Linked DNA regions of Homo sapiens: region 2 is linked to region 1. The links are chromatin loops, found by intact Hi-C in ENCODE. Cell type or tissue: GM12878. All regions are shown on one strand. Region 1 has its middle 480 kb from the start of NPIPA7. Region 2 overlaps XYLT1 (xylosyltransferase 1).

What was found. Peaks named below come from ENCODE experiments on the same cell type or tissue, not always from the same donor. Only the 100,000 strongest peaks of a DNase experiment are listed, where the experiment ranks them.
Region 2: it touches region 1 in a loop (10-fold over the local background); 49 of 110 quality-filtered maps call a loop at or near these places.

The regions. Positions count from the first base shown.
Region 1 is chr16:16,860,376-16,862,875 of GRCh38, reverse strand. No RefSeq gene overlaps it. Among named protein-coding and RNA genes, the nearest start is that of NPIPA7, 480 kb to the right of the region's middle. In GM12878, a CTCF peak has its summit at 1,220 (motif pointing left); a DNase peak (open chromatin) is centred at 1,105.
Region 2 is chr16:17,461,309-17,463,808 of GRCh38, reverse strand. All of the region lies in intron 1 of XYLT1 (xylosyltransferase 1), which reads left to right. LOC107987234 (a long non-coding RNA gene) reads left to right here. Exons shown (of 2, transcript XR_001752091.2): 2 at 1-2,500. Among named protein-coding and RNA genes, the nearest start is that of XYLT1, 8.4 kb to the left of the region's middle. RefSeq lists an enhancer at 1,635-1,684. In GM12878, a CTCF peak has its summit at 1,530 (motif pointing left); no DNase peak of the experiment used is centred here; H3K4me3 peaks cover 1,248 bases; H3K27ac peaks cover 916 bases.

The DNA.
Region 1 (2,500 bases):
TGGATATTTTTCATCCCATGTCAATTAGCATGATGAAGGGAATCTAATAATGATGTATGGGCTGTGCTGGTGCGGCCGGCGCCAATGGCCCTGCAAGGAGGGTGGATTGTTAAGTGCAGCTCAGCCTCAGGCCTGACCTGCCCTGGATGCCCCAGGACCTGAGTTCCCCAGGTTTCTTGACGGTGCCCAATGATTCACTTCTAGATGCAATTTGACATCCTCCCATCCCAAAAACAAACAAAAAACAACAACAAAAGACAAGAAGAACTTTTGTATCCAAGGAGGTCAGAGCTAATAGAGGTTGAGAGATCATTCTATCCAACCTCCTATACATAAACCAACTTGACCCCAGAAAGGTCAATAGGCTTGTCCAAAGTCAGCCAGTGAATTAAGACCTAATCCAAATGTAAAATTTGGATTTTCTGACTCCCAGCTCAATAATTTTTTATACTTTGTTTTCTGCTTTCAAAACACCTACTTTTTTTTTTCTTTCTAGCCTCTATTTTCCTAGCCACCATCTCTTTTTTCTTTTTTTTTTTTTTTTTTTTTTTGGTTGAGATGTAATCTCACTCTGTTGCCCAGGCTGGAGTGCAGTGGTGTGATCTCAGCTCACTGCAGCCTCCACCTCCTGGGTTCAAGCAATTCTCCTGCCTCAGCCTCCCGAGTAGCTGGGATTACAGGTATGCCCCACCACGCCTGTCTAATTTTTGTATTTTTAGTAGAGACAGAGTTTCACCATGTTGGCCAGGCTGGTCTCGAACTCCTGGCCTCAAGTGATCCACCCAACTGGGCCTCCCCAAAGTGCTGGGATTACAGGTGTGAGCTACCATGCCAGGTCCCCAAGCTACCTTATTCTTAATTGAGACTTAACAGGTATTGAGGGCTTTACAGAAAGAGAACTCTGGGTTACAGGACTCAGTCTCTTCCTGCAGGGATCTCACGATCTAATTTGGGGACGGGGGAGGAGGAGAAAACAGGTGCAAACATAACCAACACACATGTCAGAACTTGTTCAGTCCAAGAGCCACTACAGGTTCACTCCATGTCACAGTGTGGGCATGACTTTTGCCCTCTGCAGGTGTCACTGAAAACAAAATCAATTCATCTTCAGCCCTAGGCCAGAGGGATGGTACGAACCAGGGCCCAGGATTGGAACATTGAGCATTAATTTCTGCAGCCTGCCCTGGGGACAGGAAATTCTGATAAATTCAGAAGCAGCGACATCTGGTGGTCCTGTGGGAGAGCAAGCGCGCCTCCCCAGACGAAATTTTCCCAGAGCCTCCTCAGATAGTTTCTGGCTAAAAAGTGAGCTGGCTCCATAGAATGACCCTATTCATGTAACATGGAAATACTAGATAGAGTTGCAGAGAAATGTATAATGATATTTCAAGGAAAAGGTTCAGCAACATGTTAAAAGAGGTATCTCTGAGTGATTTATTTCAACTGATAAAGTATTTTGTACTTTGTACCGCTTTGTATCATTTCATTTTTTAAAGCAATGAACATACATCTTTTTAACCAATAAAAACAATAAAAAATTATAGTCATTTTGGAAGGGAAGAAATTAATGGACAGACCCTAAGGGCGTCTCAATCCAGAATAAATTATTAAGCTACTCTTTTGTGCTGGCTAACTTTTGCACAGGAATAAAAGCAGGTCAAAATGAAACTTACAGGGTAGCCTTGAAGAGGATAAACAAGACAGAGATATCACACGAGGACAAGAATAATAGCCAGATCAGTAAATATAAAAACACCTTATTGATGGATACCCCATTTACCTTGATGTGTTTATTCCACATTACATGCCTGTATCAAAATATCTCACTTACCCCATATATATATACACCTACTATGTACTCACAAAAATTAAAAAATAAAAATAAACGCCTTATGAAATGCCAAGTAATTTACAAAGTACTTTAATGATCCTGTAACTTGTAAGACGCTTATACCCATGGCGTGGAGAGATGCCCACAAATCATGTTCTCGTCTCTGTTTGAGCCAGGCTTAAGCTATATCAACTACTGCAATAGTAATAAAACTAAAATTGATTGAATAGTTTCAATGTCAGGCACCGTGCCAAGAGCACTCTGTGCGTTATCCCATTTCATCTTCACAACAACCCCATGGAGTCAGTAATATTATGATCCATTAATAGATGGTGTTACTGAAACTCAGACAGCTGACATCTCACCCATTAACTCATAAGACCCATGAGACTAAACACAATATCATATTTGGCTGTACATCCCCAGTACCCATATGGTGATTCCTGGGTGGATGAATGGATGTATACACGGTGTGTTGGGAAAGGCACAAAACCATGAGGGTAAAAAAATGAAATTTCTGTTGAAATGAGCCTTTACTGAGCACCTACAATGTACCACACAGGCTGGTAGGTGCAGAGTTAAAAGATGTGTAAGAACAAGTCCCATGGTGTTGCATTCATTGAGAAAGAGACCCTAGACAAGGGTCACTTTTATGCCGGGGATCTGAAT
Region 2 (2,500 bases), 600 kb before region 1:
AAGAATGTTGCAGTAAGCATGGGAGTGCAGATAGCTCTTGGATTTATTGATTTCCTTTCCTTTGGATAATTAATCCTTTCCTGTGTAGACACAGTAGTGGGATTGCCAGATCATATGGTAGTTCTGTTTTTAGCTTGTGAAGAACCTTCATACTCTTCTCCATAGTGGCTGTACTAATTTACATTCCCACCAACAGTGTATGAGTGTTCCATTTTCTCACATCCTCACCAGCGTCTGTTATTTTTTGTCTTCTTGATAAAAGCCCTTTCAGGTGGGGTGAGATGATATCTCACTGTGCTTTTGACTCACAGTTCCCTGGTGATTAGTGATGCTGTGCATTTTTTTATATATCCATTGGCCATTCGTATGTCTTCTTTTGAGAAATATCTGTTCAGCTCTTTTGCCTGTTTAAAAAATTGGACTACTTGTTTTTTTGCTGTTGAGTTGTTTGAGTTCTTTATATATTTTGGTTATTAATCCCTTGTCAGATGGGTAGTTTGCAAATATTTTCTTCCATTTTGTAGATTATTTAATTTGTTGATTGTTTGCCGTGCAGAAGCTTTGTAGCTTGATGTGATCCCGTTTGTCTATTTTTGCTTTTGTTGCCTGTGCTTTTGTGGTCTTACCCAAAAAAAATTCTTGCTCAGCGTCCTGAAGTGTCTCCCCAATGTTTTTTTCTCTAGTCGTCTCATAGTCTCGGGTCTTAGATTTAAGTCTTTAATCTATTTTGATTTGGTTTTTGTGTATGGTGAGTGATGGGGCCTAGTTTCATTCTTAAGTTTATCCATAGGTAATGGCTATCCCGTTTTTCCAGCACTACTTATCGAAGACTTTCCTTTCCCCAGCCTTTGTCAAAAATGAGTTGATATTAAAGTGTGGGTTTATTTCTGCGTTCTCTATTCTGTTTGCCAGGCACTGTTCTAAACCCTCTTTGTGCATGAACTCATTTAATCCTTCAAGCTGTGTACTATTATATTTTCAACAGTCAAGAATGGAAGTTGAAATTGGCTAGAGAGAGGAGTCTTGAATTCAGCTCTCTCTAACCAAGGGAGAAGCGGAGGAGGGGGCAAGAGGATATTGTTCAGGGTTCTTTGGCCGGGGACAATGGCCTTTCTTTCAACCACAACAGACTTCCTGCTGCTCCATTCCTTCAGACCGCTCTGTGGTTGGCCCACTGAGGAGCCCGCCACTTGTACCTGAGAGCCTGGGTCTGCAGCACACTGGAGAGTTACCTCAATAAACATGCAGTGCGGATCATCTTGCGGACACTTCCTTCCGCCTGCAACAGAAACTACCCGTTTGCCCGCAGATGCTCATCAGATGGTGCCCATGTGCTCTCTGGGTTCGGTTGCCCCCTTCCCGATTGGAAGCCAGAGGCATCACAAAGAAGATGGGTGTGGGGTGGGGTGTCACCTTAGCCCTGAACCTGGACACTGGCATTATTAGTGTCAGGAACTGCAAACCCAGACACCCTGCCAGATGAGGAAGGGGTGGGACCCATTCTCAAGCTTTGTGTGTGTGGACGAGGGTGTCTCATCTTTCAGGGCCACCTAGGGGCAATGAATGGATTTGTCCTGTCCCAGGCCTAGTTTGTCCCAGCCAGGTGACTACTGCTTATCTGGACATCTAATCCAGGCTAATGTGTCAGTGGATGCTAATGAGGTAATGTGGTAAGAGGCATTTGTTTCTCCTCCCAGGGCACGCTTTGCCATAATTTTTGGCCACAAGATGTGTGGTTTCAGTTTAAGATGAGTTTGTGGGGCAGAGAGGTTGATGCAAATGTTCCCTACCCAGGAGGCACAAACATTGCAACTATGGTGATGATGAGGTGCATTTATCGAATGCACCAAACACTGTGGAAGGACTAAAAAGACATGCTTTTATTGAATTCTTATAACATCTGGCAAGTTAAGAGCTATTATTTTCATTTCTGTTTTACTGATTGAAATAATGAAAACTAAGGCAATAAGTTGGATGAAAATTAAGCAGATGTGAAGTGTCCAAACTAGAAATTGAAGTTGGGTGGTGTCTCCAAAGGCTGTGTTCTCAGTCTACCCAGTTCAGAGTCAGTAAGTCCGTTGACTCTAGCCCCTCATTCTCCCCCTGCCTCCATCTATTTATGCATGCATTTGTCCACCCATCCATCCATCCATCCATCCATCAGTCCATTCATCTATTTGTCTAAGCATCCATCCATCCATCTATCCGTCCATTCATCCATCCTCTGTCCATTCATCCATCCATCTGTCCATCCATTTACCCATCGATCCATTCATCCACCTATCTACCCATCCTCCACTCCTGCAGTTAGAAGGTACCAGTCCCTGTGTCCAGCACTGGAACCACCTTGGTGAACAGGACCAATGTGCCTCCTGCCCTCCAGGAGGACCAGTCTAGCAGGCAAGAGTTAGAGCCCGTGCTGATAAGTGGCCGATCTCTAGGGAGATCACTCTCACATCCTAGCCTGGTTCATTGCCTATACCCTTTCCCATGGTGACCT